Regions from separate parts of the Homo sapiens genome. Here region 1 is linked to region 2. Evidence: chromatin contacts called from ENCODE Hi-C data. All regions are on one chromosome and are shown on one strand. The core of a region is the stretch at or near the end of the contact, and the rest is flanking DNA. Distances in the headings are between cores, read along the strand shown. Region 1 overlaps IPCEF1 (interaction protein for cytohesin exchange factors 1). Region 2 overlaps SCAF8 (SR-related CTD associated factor 8).

The links. A loop is a pair of places that touch in the nucleus more often than their neighbours do. Pooled maps may share reads with other maps.
Region 1: a loop to region 2 is called in a map with no recorded cell type, with 2.5 times the contacts of the local background. The contact joins two enhancer-like sites. A Hi-C loop is called at or near these places in 18 of 168 maps with a recorded cell type or tissue (A673, CD4-positive, alpha-beta T cell, CD4-positive, alpha-beta memory T cell and 12 more), 17 of 37 single-sample maps with no recorded cell type and 39 of 50 pooled maps.

Annotation. Positions count from the first base shown.
Region 1 is chr6:154,152,390-154,159,240 of GRCh38, forward strand. IPCEF1 (interaction protein for cytohesin exchange factors 1) reads right to left here. Exons shown (of 12, transcript NM_001130700.2): 12 at 2,107-6,851. It also overlaps a transcript of OPRM1 not described here. Among named protein-coding and RNA genes, the nearest start is that of OPRM1, 120 kb to the left of the region's middle. Within about 2 kb of position 3,847, at least 11 of the 41 ENCODE cell types and tissues checked have a DNase peak (open chromatin) inside an H3K27ac peak, as active enhancers do.
Region 2 is chr6:154,810,810-154,817,816 of GRCh38, forward strand. SCAF8 (SR-related CTD associated factor 8) reads left to right here. Exons shown (of 20, transcript NM_014892.5): 13 at 4,907-5,007. Among named protein-coding and RNA genes, the nearest start is that of MIR1273C, 39 kb to the right of the region's middle. Within about 2 kb of position 3,367, at least 4 of the 41 ENCODE cell types and tissues checked have a DNase peak (open chromatin) inside an H3K27ac peak, as active enhancers do.

The DNA.
Region 1 (6,851 bases), core at 2,597-5,096, 660 kb before region 2:
AAGAGAAATAGTGTTCAGGTTGTGGTTACACAGGTCAGGACCAATGAAATTCTGTATTTATCCATGCATTTCAACAGCAACATCCACTCAGAAAAGCCCCCTCACACTGTCATGGGGGAAGAGGCTGCAGACTAGGTCAAATCCATCAGTCTGACATGGCACCAAGCAGATCATAAACCTAAGATGTTAAGGCCTAAATTATCCTTTGCTTGATGATACTTGATTCTCAAAAGTGATTTTTTAATGCTTTGTCTTTAAATGCAGGTATTGTGAATACCTGATCTGATAATTAAAATATTGTCCCCATTGCACCTGTGCACACATAATTTTTATTTTTGTTTCTATTTATTTTATTTTTGAGACCAGGTCTTGTTCTGTCACCCAGACTGCAATGCAGTAACCTGATTATAGCTCACTGTAGCCCCGAACTCCTGGGCTCAAAGGATACTCCTGCCTCAGCCTCTCACGTAGCTGGGACCTGGGACTACAGGCATGTTCCACCACACCTAGCTATTTTTTTTTTTTTTTTTAAAGAGACAGGGTCTCATTATGTTGACCAGTCTGGTCTCAAACTCTTGGCTTCAAGCAATCCTCCCGCCTCAGCCTCCCAAAGTGCTAGAATTGCAAACATGAGCCACAGCTCCCAGCACTTGATTTCTTAAAAGCCAGAAATTTCTTGCTTTTCCCCTCATAAAGATGAATTATCTTTCCTATGGTGAACATACCTTGAAGTCAAATTCAAGTTACGGGGTGTGAAAAAGGACTTTCATGCTTCTAGCTAAAACGTGGAATTCCTGGGATTTCTGGGAGGTGTTGCTGGTCCACGGGGACTCAGCAGGATATTTGAAAGGGAGATTTGCAGTAAGCAGGATAGTGTTCAGTCCTAATCACTGGAACCTGTGTAGACGTAACAAAGGGGAATTTAGGCTGCAAATCAACTGACCTTCAAATAGATTCACCTGGATTATCCAGGTGAGCCTGTTGTAATCACAAGGTTGCTTAAAAGAGCCCCGGCCAGGACCGGTGGCTTACGCCTGTAATCCCGGCACTTTGGGAGGCCGAGGCGGGCAGATCTCCTGAGGTCAGGAGTTCAAGACCAGCCTGCCCAACACGGCGAAGTCCCGTCTCTACTGAAAATACGAAAAATTAGCCAGGAGTGATGACGGGTGCCTGTAATCCCAGCTACTCAGGAGGCTGAGGCAGGACAATCACTTGAACCCGGGAGGCGGAGGTTGCAGTGAGCCAAGATCACGCCACTGCACTCCAGCCTGCGCGACAGAGTGAAACTCTATCTCAAAAAAAAAAAAAAAAAGCCCCAGGAGGAGGCGAGGAGAGAAGGAAGGCACCAGGTGCAAGTTGCTGACACCGAAGCTGGAGGAAGAAGCTCAGAGACAAGCGAAGTGGGGCACCTGTAGCCCAGGGAGTGGGCAAAGAAATGGATTCTCCCCCAGAGCCTCCACAAGGAGTGCAACCTTCCTCGAACTGTGAGTTCACAAATTTGTTGAAGCTGCTCTATTTGTGGTAATTTGTTATATCAGGAATAGGAAATAATATGAGATTGTTCCCGAAATCAGGAAACGCATGGTGCCTATACCTTTTACTAATACCTTTGGTCTAAAATAATTTTTCCTGCTTCCATGTAGGAGCCTAGAAATATTTGGTGGTGGCAGGACAAAGAAGACAGAAGGTGGAGCTTGGCTTGTGAGGTGAGACTTGGGAGAGAGTCAGGAACAAAATGAAAACTGTGTGTGTAGACAGCAGTCAAGGAGCATGAATCAGTTCAAATGCAGGCTGATTCCCTCTGATCAGTGGATCCAAAGAAAGGCAATTTATTAGGCTATTTCATTATTTTCTTTGTTCATTTTCAAATAAATATCTCATATGTTTTAAGCAGCTTGTGTACCACATTTTGTAACTTTTATAATATGCAAATTTTAAAAATTCTTTAAACAAAATGTGGGTGCCTAGAAATAATAAGTAATACAATGTGCAAGTCAAATTTAGTGGTCCAATGGCAATTTTTGAAAAATCTAAATATTATTGTATTAATAAACCTGTAACTTGAGAACCACTGGAAAAGACCACATCGATTATTGTTGAAACAGATTTCCAATATAATTAGATCTTTTATTTAAAAATAAAAACAAGTCTAGAAGCGATTTTGATGACTGCCACCAGAGGGCACTGTAACCTTGTTGTAGACGATCAAAACGCAGCCATTAAACACTTCCAGCCACATGTTTATTTCTTTGAGAAAGCAACACTGCAGGACAAAAATGAACACCAGTAGTATATTTCAACTTTTTTTTCATGTCATTTGCCTAGATATATTTTTTTCTTATTTTTATTTTTATCTTACAAGTCAACCTCAAAAACATAAAGCAGGAGAGAAATGAGCCATGCCTCTTTTTCAGTTTAGAGGGGTAGCTGACACAGGATGAGAGCACAGTAAAACTTAAGCTAAGATTTCCACATTAATATCTTGCCCCCAAACACCATGCAGTGCTAAAAGTCACATTCCCATCATGCAAGCACATTAAAATATATGGCGATTAAAACTCCTGGTTTCTATTTTACGGCATTTGCTCTTTCCACGAGGCACACTTCCCTTTTGGGCTAAAGGTTAAAAAAAAAAAATTCAAATACAATGAAGAATCCATTATTTTCAATGTTTTCTATGTGGTTCTGGGGTCATGTGGGAAAGAACTGAGATGTGCTGAAGAGGCAAGGGAATTGCTTCCTGCCCCACGACACAGAGAAACGTGTGTCTGCTCAATGCCTCATTCAAGGAGACGAGTGGCTTTCTGTGAGGAGAGAAATTATCCCCCTTCCACAGTCCATTTCATACAGGCTGCAAACATTTAGTTTCAGGGACTTTTATTTTCAATTATGTATTACAAAACCCTGGGCAGGGCAGTCATCTCCCAGTTCTAGGATTCAATTTCTCCTGTGAGGTATACAAAAGAAATTGGAAGAGAAATAAATTGGAAAACCACAATTGGATATCATATTCTTGTTAGACTGAAGAAGAAATGCCCCCTAAAACTATGTGGATATGGCAGCTTTTCTGTACTTAACATTACTCATTAAATCATGTATGTGGCTATATCAAAATACTGTCTTTCGGCCAGGTGTGGTGGCTCACACCTGTAATCCCAGCACTCTGGGAGGCAGAGGCAGGCAGATCACCTGAGGTCAGGAGTTTGAAACCAGCCTGGGCAACATGGTAAACCCCGGTCTCTACTAAAAATATAAAAATTAGCCGGGCGTAGTCCCAGCTACTCGGGAGGCTGAGGCAGGAGAATCACTTCAACCAGGGAGGCAGAGGTTGCAGTGAGCTAAAATCGTGCCACTGCACTCCAGCCTGGGCAACAGAGCAAGACTCTGTCTAAAAAAAGAAAAAAAAAAGTATTTCTTACTAAGAGATAATGTACCTATGAATTTAAACATGTCTTAAATTTGAATAGCACTTCTTTTCAAAAGACTTAAAAATATTTTTTCTTTGAATCTGTTTCATCTCTGTGACATTGTTTGTGACTGGAGTGCTACCTGAGTAAATTATCATGATTACATGAAAAGCAATTAAGAGAAGAAGGTCAAAGGACCAACCTCTAATCACTAAGTTTGGTCTCTAACATTTGACAGCACATGCCTCAAAAAGCAAACAAAATAAACACTCTCCATTTCTTTAAATATATGTTTTTCATCCAAGGATCACACAGCACCTCCCAAGTAGTCTAATGTACAGAAAGAAAAGAAAGGAAACACAGCATGATTAGGTGAAACCCCAATCCATAGACAGCCCGCCAGCAGGTTGAGGCAGGACCACTAGGAGGAGACTGTGCTCAAGCACAGAGAGGGCCCTTTAGGTTTCAAATGGAGAATTTAGCCAAACAGCCACCAGGGCCAGCCGTATGCTAAGCCCAGTGCAATGAAACACACGCTCCCAGTCAAACTTCTTGGTTTCCTAGTGGGCTATGTGCCAACAGCAACTTCACAAGGTAACAGGTGAAGCGAGGTGGGGGGCGGAGAGGAGGAAATGGGCAGAGAGCCGCTGGGAGTCCTGAGACTCAAGTTCCTGCTTCATCACTGGGGGCTCCGGGCCAGGCACTTCACTGTAATAATCCACAATCATCTCAGAGCATGGGGCAGCGGGAGGGGGCTGAAAACACACCAATTTGCAAACTACAAAGTGCTGTGTAAATGTAAGGCATGGGTTTCACATTGAAATCTGACTCCAAACACAATCTCTTTCTTACGCTTCCTGGAGTCTTTGTAATCCTATACTTTAGGAGTCTTTCTAGGCCTTTGATCCTATTCTGAGATTTGAGCTGTTGTGGCAAAACTAAGAATTCTTTAAAGCAAAAGACGCCCTTGCAATGCAGGGCTCAGAGTGTCTATTTGCAATATATCAACCAGTGAAGGCATCACATCAGGCTCCGTTCTGGATCTACAGGCTAACAACAGAGGGAAAAGGTCCTCTTCACAACCCCAAAGAGGAGTCCTCTCCAAATCCTAATCTTTAGCAGGTGCCACAGATTTGGATCTACGTGTGCTGAGAGATTCTCCACTTCCTTCCTGAGCAGCCATGGTTTTCTCTCTCATTCCACAGCTCACAGACACTGCAGGACTGGGTATAGGAATTGGCCCTTGGACCCCAGGAAACTACCCCAAATGCATTTCAGAGATGACCCGGTCTCAAGAAATATACTGAAAGTAATCCAGTTTTCCCAATATTCTTTGGACCAGAAAAGTGGCTTGAGGCCAAGAGAGAGAAGCCCATGTCTTCCTACATTAAGTGTCACGGAAAGTGTCACCCACTCTCCCTCTCACTCCTGTCTATCCCCCCACCCACGTCTTAGTGGCCACAGCCTAGGCTGAGAACTCACAGAAGCAGCCCTACTTTCTAGCACAACCTGGTCAAAAGCAAAATAATTTACAGGGGGAAAAACACGAATGAGCAGGCAATGGGGCTCCAGAAAGCCAGGTGCAAAATTGTGAAGTTCAGTTTCCCTTTCACTTTGGGAAGCTCTGCAAAGTAAGCTTTAACTAGCAAAGCAAAAACTTCTAGGCTAATGTTCTTGACTTTGAAAAATAAATTTAAGCCTTGGCTAAGTAATCCCAGGGATCTTTTTTGCCTTAAGTTTCAATGGTACTAAAGGAGTTTACAGTTGAAAGGCTGGGGAAATATGTCTTCACGAAAAGCCAAAGGAAAGCATTCAAAGCTATTCACAAACCCTGCTCAAAAGTGTCTGGAGCTCTTCAATTTAAGAAAAACTGGAAGTCTACAGGCTGGTGTTGCAAACCAAAGAAAAATAGGTGGAAGGGCACTTTATGTCACACTGTTATTTCTGCTATTGTTATTTGTTGTTCCTTCAATACTCTTTACATTGCCAATCCTAAATAATTTCCCTTCTGGTATCTGCTAATCACAGAAAGAATCAGTAATTTCCAGGGGCAAAAGGTTAAAGCACTGCTTTCCTAAACCAGGGCATCAGGGTGCAATCTGAGGATCTGAATGTTCTCTCTGTCAGGTCACCACAGGTCAAACTCATCTTCAGTGGCTTCCCTAGGTGGAGAAGTACCCACATGTTTGCTGGGCCAAACTGACTGGCCTGGCCTCTTATCTTAGAGAAGTTTCTAGCAGTACAACTTGCTTCTTGTTTTTTGTTTTTATTTCTTAATGCTAAGGTTGTTTTTTGTTTGTTTGTTTGTTTACAGAGTATTAAGGCTTCTTAGTAAAGCTTGGGGAACTATTCAACAACTATTTCCATTTTGTTTGCAGATATAATTCAGGTGGTTCCTTCCATTTGAATGTCAAGCCACACTTTGAAGCTATAAAACAAAATAGGTTGTGTGAACAATTTGTTACGGGTAGGCAGGGCCAACATGGGTACTTGGTGGGTTGTGGTTATTCCTATGGTGAGAAATATTCATGGTGATTAGTAAGGGAAGACTTTCATATTGTTTCTCTATAGCTCTCTTTAACACAATGATTTCTAAATTTCTATTAGTCTTTAATGAAAAGATGACATTAGTTGTGTTGCCTTTGGTCTAAGGTTTGCAGGCATAAATGGCACAAAGCTTAAAGTTTATTTAATAGAAAGGATAATCTAAGATGAAAGTCCTTTGCTGGTTAAAAGAGTGACTTACAAGAGATAGAAATCTAAATTTAAGAGCTCATGGGGGTTGGGGTGGGGAAGAAAATGAAAAATTATGAATGCATGCCCCATTTTTTTCCCACAAGATTTCCTGAGCATTCCTCAGACACAGTGCAACATCATAACACCAGTGAATCAATAGTATTTCTATTTTTCTCAAGCAAAAAGTATAGACTCATCAAATATATACTAAGCACAATATATAATAGTATATCATCTTTTAAACACTAGTAATTTGAACTTCTATAAATATATTTAAATAACAAACATAGCTATTCACATAGCACACAAGTGACATATAAACATACAAAAATAAATCCCTCATGTTTAACTCTTTTGTTGCTTCCATGGGTTTTTGTTTTTTTGTTTTTTTGAGTAAAGATATTAAAACAATTCAGATGCCAAAGTCGTCTTGTCAATATTGATCCTGGGAAACCTGGATATAAATTCACACTATGTATAGGGATCACAGCCAAGGACAAGAGCAGTAGACATTCTTTGCGGAACATATTCCTATCTCCTACCATTGAGTAGGAAAGCTCAAAGGAAGTAGAGGTCTCCAATTGTGATGAGATGTTTTCTCTAGCTGTTGTAAGGAAAGGAAACATTAATCAGATCCCCTAACCTGCATAAAGTGTGAAAACACCAAGCTGTCCTTTGAATGAGTGGAATATGGAACACGCCTCCTCC
Region 2 (7,007 bases), core at 2,117-4,616:
ATTCTTGGTGGGTTATGACTTTTAAGATGAACTAAGAGTTTACATATGGGCAAAGAAGTACATAAAATCGAACAAATTGTCATTCTTTCCAAAGAGCTAAACATTGATTGTGTTATCTAATTTCTGAAGACTTCCACGTAAATTCCCTCTGCCAGGGAGTTAGAAAAATAATTGGTATAATTTGTGCTACTAGAGCGTCTTGGAAACCCAGGCCTATAATAAAAGGCAATAGCCATCTTCTTACTAAGTTTTGGGAGTTCTTGTAGGCCTTGGCTATCTTGCATGAATTTTACCTGGTTGTGAGAGCTAGTGTCAACCTGATAATATTGATTATCCTTGCTCTAGAAGTTTGTTTGTCCCTTAGGGTGATGGTATACATCTAAACATTTTAGTGCTGGCTGATAAAAGAAATAATGTCAAACGTTTAACCACAAAAATCTCTACTGTGCTTTCTCGCATGATTACCATTAAGACGTTCAGAATTATCTATTTATTTGCCATTATTAGAGTAAGGATTTTATATGGAGTCGCTCTCATTTAATTTCTCACTTAATTTGTCATGTTGTTGATTTCACTGTTTACACAGTTTTTTTTTTTTTAACCATTTAATTTTCTATTTCATTTTCCTTTAAGTTCTGGGATACATGTGCTGAACGTGCAGGTTTGTTACATAGGTACACAGGTGCCATGGTGGTTTGCTGCACCCATCAACCCGTCATCTAAGTTTTTTCTTTTTTTTAAATTATACTTTAAGTTCTAGGGTACTTGTGTACAAAGTGCAGGTCTGTTACATAGGTATACATGTACTATGTTGGTTTGCTGCACACATCAACTTGTCGTTTACATTAGGTATTTCTCCTAATGCTACCCTTCCCCCAACCCCCCATCCCCCTGACAGACCCCAGTGTGTGATGCTCCCCGCCCTGTGTCCAAGTGTTCTCATTGTTCAATTCTCACCTATGAGTGAGAACATGTAGTGTTTGGTTTTCTGTCCTTGTGATAGTTTGCTGAGAATGGTAGTTTCCAGCTTCATTCATGTCCCTGCAAAGGACATGAACTCATCCTTTTTTATGGCTGCATAGTATTCCATAGTGTATATGTGCCACATTTTCTTAATCCAGTCTATCATTGATGGACATTTGGATTGGTTCCAAATCTTTGCTACTGTGAGTAGTGCCGCAGTAAATACGTGTGCTGTTTACATAGTTTTTAACTGTGGAATTTATTTTTTATTTCTGTTTTATTTTCATGGGCACAACAAACAGCAAAAAAGAAAATAAAAAGCACGTGAATAAAAAACGCATAACCAAATACAGGCATACCTTGTTTTATTGCACTTCACTCCATTGTGCTTTGAAGATACTGCCTTTTTTTTTTTTTTTTTTTTTTTAAATAGGTTGAAGGGTTGTGACCACCCTATGTTGAGTACCTCTCTTGGCACTATTTTTCCAATAGCAGGTGCCTACTTTGTCTCTATGTCAGCTTTTTTTTTTTTTTTTTTTTTGCAAAAAGTATTTTAAAATTAGGGTATGTACATTTTTGTTTTTAGACATAATGCTGTTGCACACTTAATAGGTTACAGTGTAGTGTAAACATATCTTTTGTGTGCACTGGGAAGAACAACTTATGTGCCTTAACCTTACTGTGATATCTGCTTTATTGTGGTGGTCTGGAACCAAAGTTGCAGTAGCTCCAAGGTATGCCTATACAGTGAAAAATAATCTCTGATTGTTTACCTCACAACTCTCCTTATTCAAAAGCAGTATCAATTTCCTGTGGTTTGTATTCTTTCTTAACACATTTTAAACATATGGTAGTGTTTTCATACGATTTATTGGTCTTTAGCATGGATTTTAGAACATAAGGTTTTCGTGAATAGTCTAGGGGATATAAAGCACCAGTGAATAATAACATTCCAGGAATCAAGTGTCCCTTCTGCATGGGATGACAAGAATCATTAATGCTTTCTGGGGAAAATAATGGAGTTTCCTATGGGAAAAATGTGTAGAGAGATAATATTGAAAGAGATGGGAAATACAGAACAGAGTTCAGGGAGATTAAGGCAGCTGGAATATGCAGAACCAGTAATAAAGAGGAAAAAGAGAATGCCAGGTGCAGCGGCTCACACCTGTAATCCAAGCTACTTTGGGAGGCACAGGCCAGCAGATTGTTTGAGGCCAGGAGTTTAAGACCAGCCTGAGCAACAAAGTGAGATGCCATCACTACCGCCAAAAAAAAAAAAAAAATTAGTTCGGCAAGGTGGTTCACACTTCTGTAGTCCCAGCTACTCAAGAAAGAGGTGGGAGAATCACTTGTGCCTAGGAGGTTGAGAAGCTGCAGTGGGATATGATTGTGCCACTGCACTCCAACCTGAGGAACAGAGCAAGACCCTATATCAAAACAAAACAAAACAAAAAACAGAAGAATCCTTAAGGCTGAGTATACTGGCTCAAACCTATAATCCCAGTACTTTGGAAGGCCAAGGCGGGAGGATTGCTTGAGGCCAGGAATTTGAGACCAGCCTGGGAAGAGCAAAACCATGTCTGTACTAAAAATAAAAACTTAGCCAAGCATGGTGATGGTGTGCCTATAGTTTCAGCTTTTGTGGAGGCTGAGACAGGAGGAGGCCTTAAATCCAGGGAGTAGGAGGCTGCAGTGAGCTATAATTAGGACATTGCACTCTAGCCTCAGCCTGGGTGACAGAGCAAGACCTCGTCTCCAAAAATAAAGGGGCGGGGGGATCTTTTCCATGACAGAGCCCCAGACTTCTGTTAAGGTTTTGTGGTAGATTGGATAATGGCCCCCTAAAAGGTATCTACATTTAAATCATTGGGATTTTTAAATATGTTACATTGTATGGCAAAAGGGACTTTTCAGGCCCTTTTAAATTAAAGATCATGAGGTGGGGAGATGAACCTGGATTATCCAGAAGGCCCAGTTTAATTACACGGGTACATAAGAGGGAAGCAAGTACGTTGAAGAGAAAAGGTGATGTGATAATGAAAGGAGAGAGAATTTGGGAAATGTGGAGGTGGTTTTGAAGACGAAGGACGGGACCATGAGCCAAGGAAGGCAGGCAGCTTGTAGAACCTAGCAAAGGTAAGGAAACAGATTCTCCCCTAGAGCCCTCTAGAGGGAATGCGTACCTGCTGACCCATAGTAGATCTTCAGAACTATAAGAGAATATATTTGTTTTATTCTAACTTCATGTTATTTTGTTATAGCAGCAATAAAAAACTGTTACAAGGCTAGGCATGGTGGCTTGCCTCTGTAATTCCAGCACTTTGAAATTACTTGAGACCAGGAGTTTGAGACCAGCCTGGGCAACGTGGTGAAACCACATCTCTGCTAAAGATACAACAAAAATTAGCTGAGCATGATGACGCACACCTGTAGTCCCAGTTACTCGCGAGGCTGAGGATCACTTGAGCCCGGGAGGTGAAAGTTGCAGAGAGCTGAGATCGCATCACTGCACTCCAGCCTGGGCAACAGAGTGAGACCTGTCTCAGAAACAAACAAACGAAAAACAAACCTAATGCAGAGCTCCTTGAGACTTTGGTTGAAGATTAAATTGAATATGCATAGGGTAAGACTTACAGGAGATAAACAGCTTGCAGGGAAAGAACAATGACCAGGGACTCTGTGTTAGCTAAGTGATTCCTAAAGCTTACACAGGTCTAGAAGATGTTAGAGTTCTGACTAGCCAGAGTGGAGAGACCTGGTTGAAAAGCCTAGGGCACTCAGTAGTGATCTTGCCAAGGGTACCTTCATGTGGGGCTAAATTAGCCATAGAGTAAAACCTGCCTGAAACCTGTCTTATTATAGATCAAAGGTAGCCAGAAATGTGGACATTGACATAAATCCAAATATAACATATGAAAATTCTGCAAAGGTGTCAGCTATAAATATTTTTTAAATAAATGTCTTCTGTAAAAGGAGGCATTCGTGGAGGCATGAACTGTACAGCTGAAAGTAGGCAAGGTGTCTCATGTTTAATATTTGTTAAGGGGATGTGGCTTTCAACAGTTAAGTATCTTTAAGTCTTTCAAGGGGTTAAGGGGTTCTGATTTGGCCATTTTCCCTTTGTATCTTCCCAGAAAGGATTGTTTCCTTAAGGATAAGATGCTGTTTTTAGATTTATCTCTTGATTAGGGAGACACATTCACTTAATCCTTCCAGTACAGAAAGACGCTTAAAAGGTTCACAGGCCGGGTGCGGTGGCTCACGCCTGTTATCCCAGCGCTTTGGGAGGCCGAGGCGGACAGATCATGAGGTCAGGAGATCGAGACCATCCTGGCTAACATGGTGAAACCCCGTCTCTACTAAAAATACAAAAAATTAGCCGGGTGTGGTGGCGGGCGCCTGTAGTCCTAGCTACTCGGGAGACTGAGGCAGGAGAATGGCATGAACCTGGGAGGCGGAGCTTGCAGTGAGCCGAGATTGTGCCACTGCACTCCAGCCTGGGCGACAGAGTGAGACTCCGTCTCAAAAAAATAAATAAATAAATAAAAGGTTCACAAATGGGATTACGGTGAGAAGTGGGTTTGAAACTTTGTTGCACATTAGAATCACCTAGGGAATTTTACAACTCTCAGTTCCTGTCTTTGACACTGCATGCCACTCATCCTCTTAGAATGGGACCCTGGCATCCACAGATGGTTCAGGTGTGCAGCCAAGCTTGAAAACAGGTGACATGTAAGTGGTTGACTTGGCAGAGATGTGAATTAATACTTGTGATTTTAGTTGTTTTTAAACATAACAGATGCAAGTGTTCATTGACAATTATTTTTAAATATATTATCTTAAATTTAATTATTATGTGTATTACTGCTTTTTCCTCAATTACTTTTCAAAGAAGTAACTATGTCTAAATGATTTAGGTCATTTGTCTCTTGTGTCTTGACAGTATGTAGTACTACTCTCTGGGTTGGGCAAGTGGACAAGAAGGCAACACAGCAAGACTTAACCAACCTGTTTGAAGAGTTTGGACAGATTGAATCCATTAATGCAAGTATCAGTTCTTAATAATTTAAGGTTTTAAAAAAGGAGGTTTTTATTAATACAAAGAATCACTTCTGTTCCTAATTAGCCCAGTAATGTCTGCCTTAAATAATACACATCTTTAAAAGGATTGCTTTACTTTGATAATGTCTGTGTTTATTTTGGTGCTGTTTCTCTCCTTAATTATTTTTATTTTTTAGTGGAATTCTAACAAAATGTTCTTGAGTTTTATAGCAGTGTACCATGCTTGATTCCTGACATCATCAAATGTTTGAGTTAGCAGGAACCCTATGTGTGGTCTGGTTTAATTCCTTTTTTTAAAAAACTGTCTCTGAGGAAATGGAGAGTTCCACAGAATTGTAGTCACTTGCACATGACCACAGAAGCAGTCGTGGAGACACAGCTGGACTTAGGATCCCAGTTTCTTTTGCCTTTTTCTTCTCACTCTCTCACCCTCTCGTGCTCTTTTACTCTCTTTTTTATCAAACAGAGCAAATGTTAGGTAAGAAAATCAGTATGGCCAGCGAATTGCTAGTAAGTTGAGCATAACTCTTTCACTCTTGATTCTTGCACTAGTTTTGCACCACTCAGTCTCCTCCTTTGAGTCTGTGTTTTATTCTTCATGAGGCCTGATGCTTTTCCCTGAGGGTCAGACATCTTTGGTTAGCTATTTTAATTGTTCTTTTATTTAAAAATTACGTGCTGTCTTTCTTCCTCCTGCTGTGTGGTGAAATGTTTTGTAGTCATTTGTTTGGGGAGACATTTATCCATCCATCCATCCATCCATCCTGGTAAACAGGAAGTATGAGGAGACTTAATTCATCAGGCGTCTGATTTCATTCCCTGTGGTTACAGTTTTATGTCTGTGGGATCTTTTTATCATTATTTATCAGAAAATTGCCCAGTTTTCCTTTCTAGTCTTAGTTCCCAGTCTTCCTTAAATGGCCAAACTTGACTTTTCTGTAATAGTAACAGAATTCTTTATTTGAGTTGAGTTGAACCATTTTGCATCTTACTTTTGACTGTGTGTGATCTTTTTGGAGCCTCATAAGAAGCTGGTTAAGTAATTCAAATACTGTTGTTTTCTAATGAGGAAACTAAGTGATTTGCTTGAGTTACACAGGTGATAAAAAGATGATTGGTTATGGATTTCAACTTGGGTACTTCAGATTTCTCTTTCTTTACCACAAGAGTGCTGTCGACCTCTCTTATTCTTTTGTCTTTTTAGATTTTACCTGTCAAAACATCACTGTCTTTCAGAGTCTATAATCATATACTTTCTCTGAAGTTTCTTTCTGATTTACCCCTACCTTTAAACTAGTGATTCTCAGTTCTAGCTGCATATCAGTAATATGTCCTGACATTTGAAAAATTAGGGATGCCCATGCTCGATGTCTTCAAATTTTTAGCAAAGTGTCACAGCTGCATAGGTGGTTCTGACGCACAGCAGGAATCATTGCTCTGAACAGACCTTGCATCCAAGTAGCATTTTGGATTTTCCTGTTTGATGATCGTATTTGTAATCTTTCTTGTATCACGGTCCCTTGAGCATCTGTTTGCCTTATCCCTCTCCTTTATTGTATTATGTTTTGAGAGCATAGTACTTATAAATAATAAGCACTAAGTTATTTTGTGAAATGAAGATTCATAATCCACTCATTTAATTTTGGGGACTTCAAAGACAAAGTCCATTCAGTTTGGCATTTAGTAGGTCATTGGTGAGCTTGAAGAGAGTAAAGTATTTTCCAGTGGGTTGGTGAGGAATTAGAGCTAGATTGTAATAGATAAAGAAGAATGTCAAGGTTTAGATATATTTCTCTTTTAATAAGTTTGATATTAATATTAAAGAGGCAGTAGCTTGAAGTGTTAGCAAGGCTGAGGAAAAGGTTTCTATGTAAGCTTTAATAACAGATATGGCTTATTAGGTATAGAGTGAAAATAAAATGATAGAATGCCTTTTGAGTTTCTCAGAAAGAAACAAATGCTGTGAATAGTTTTCTGAGTTA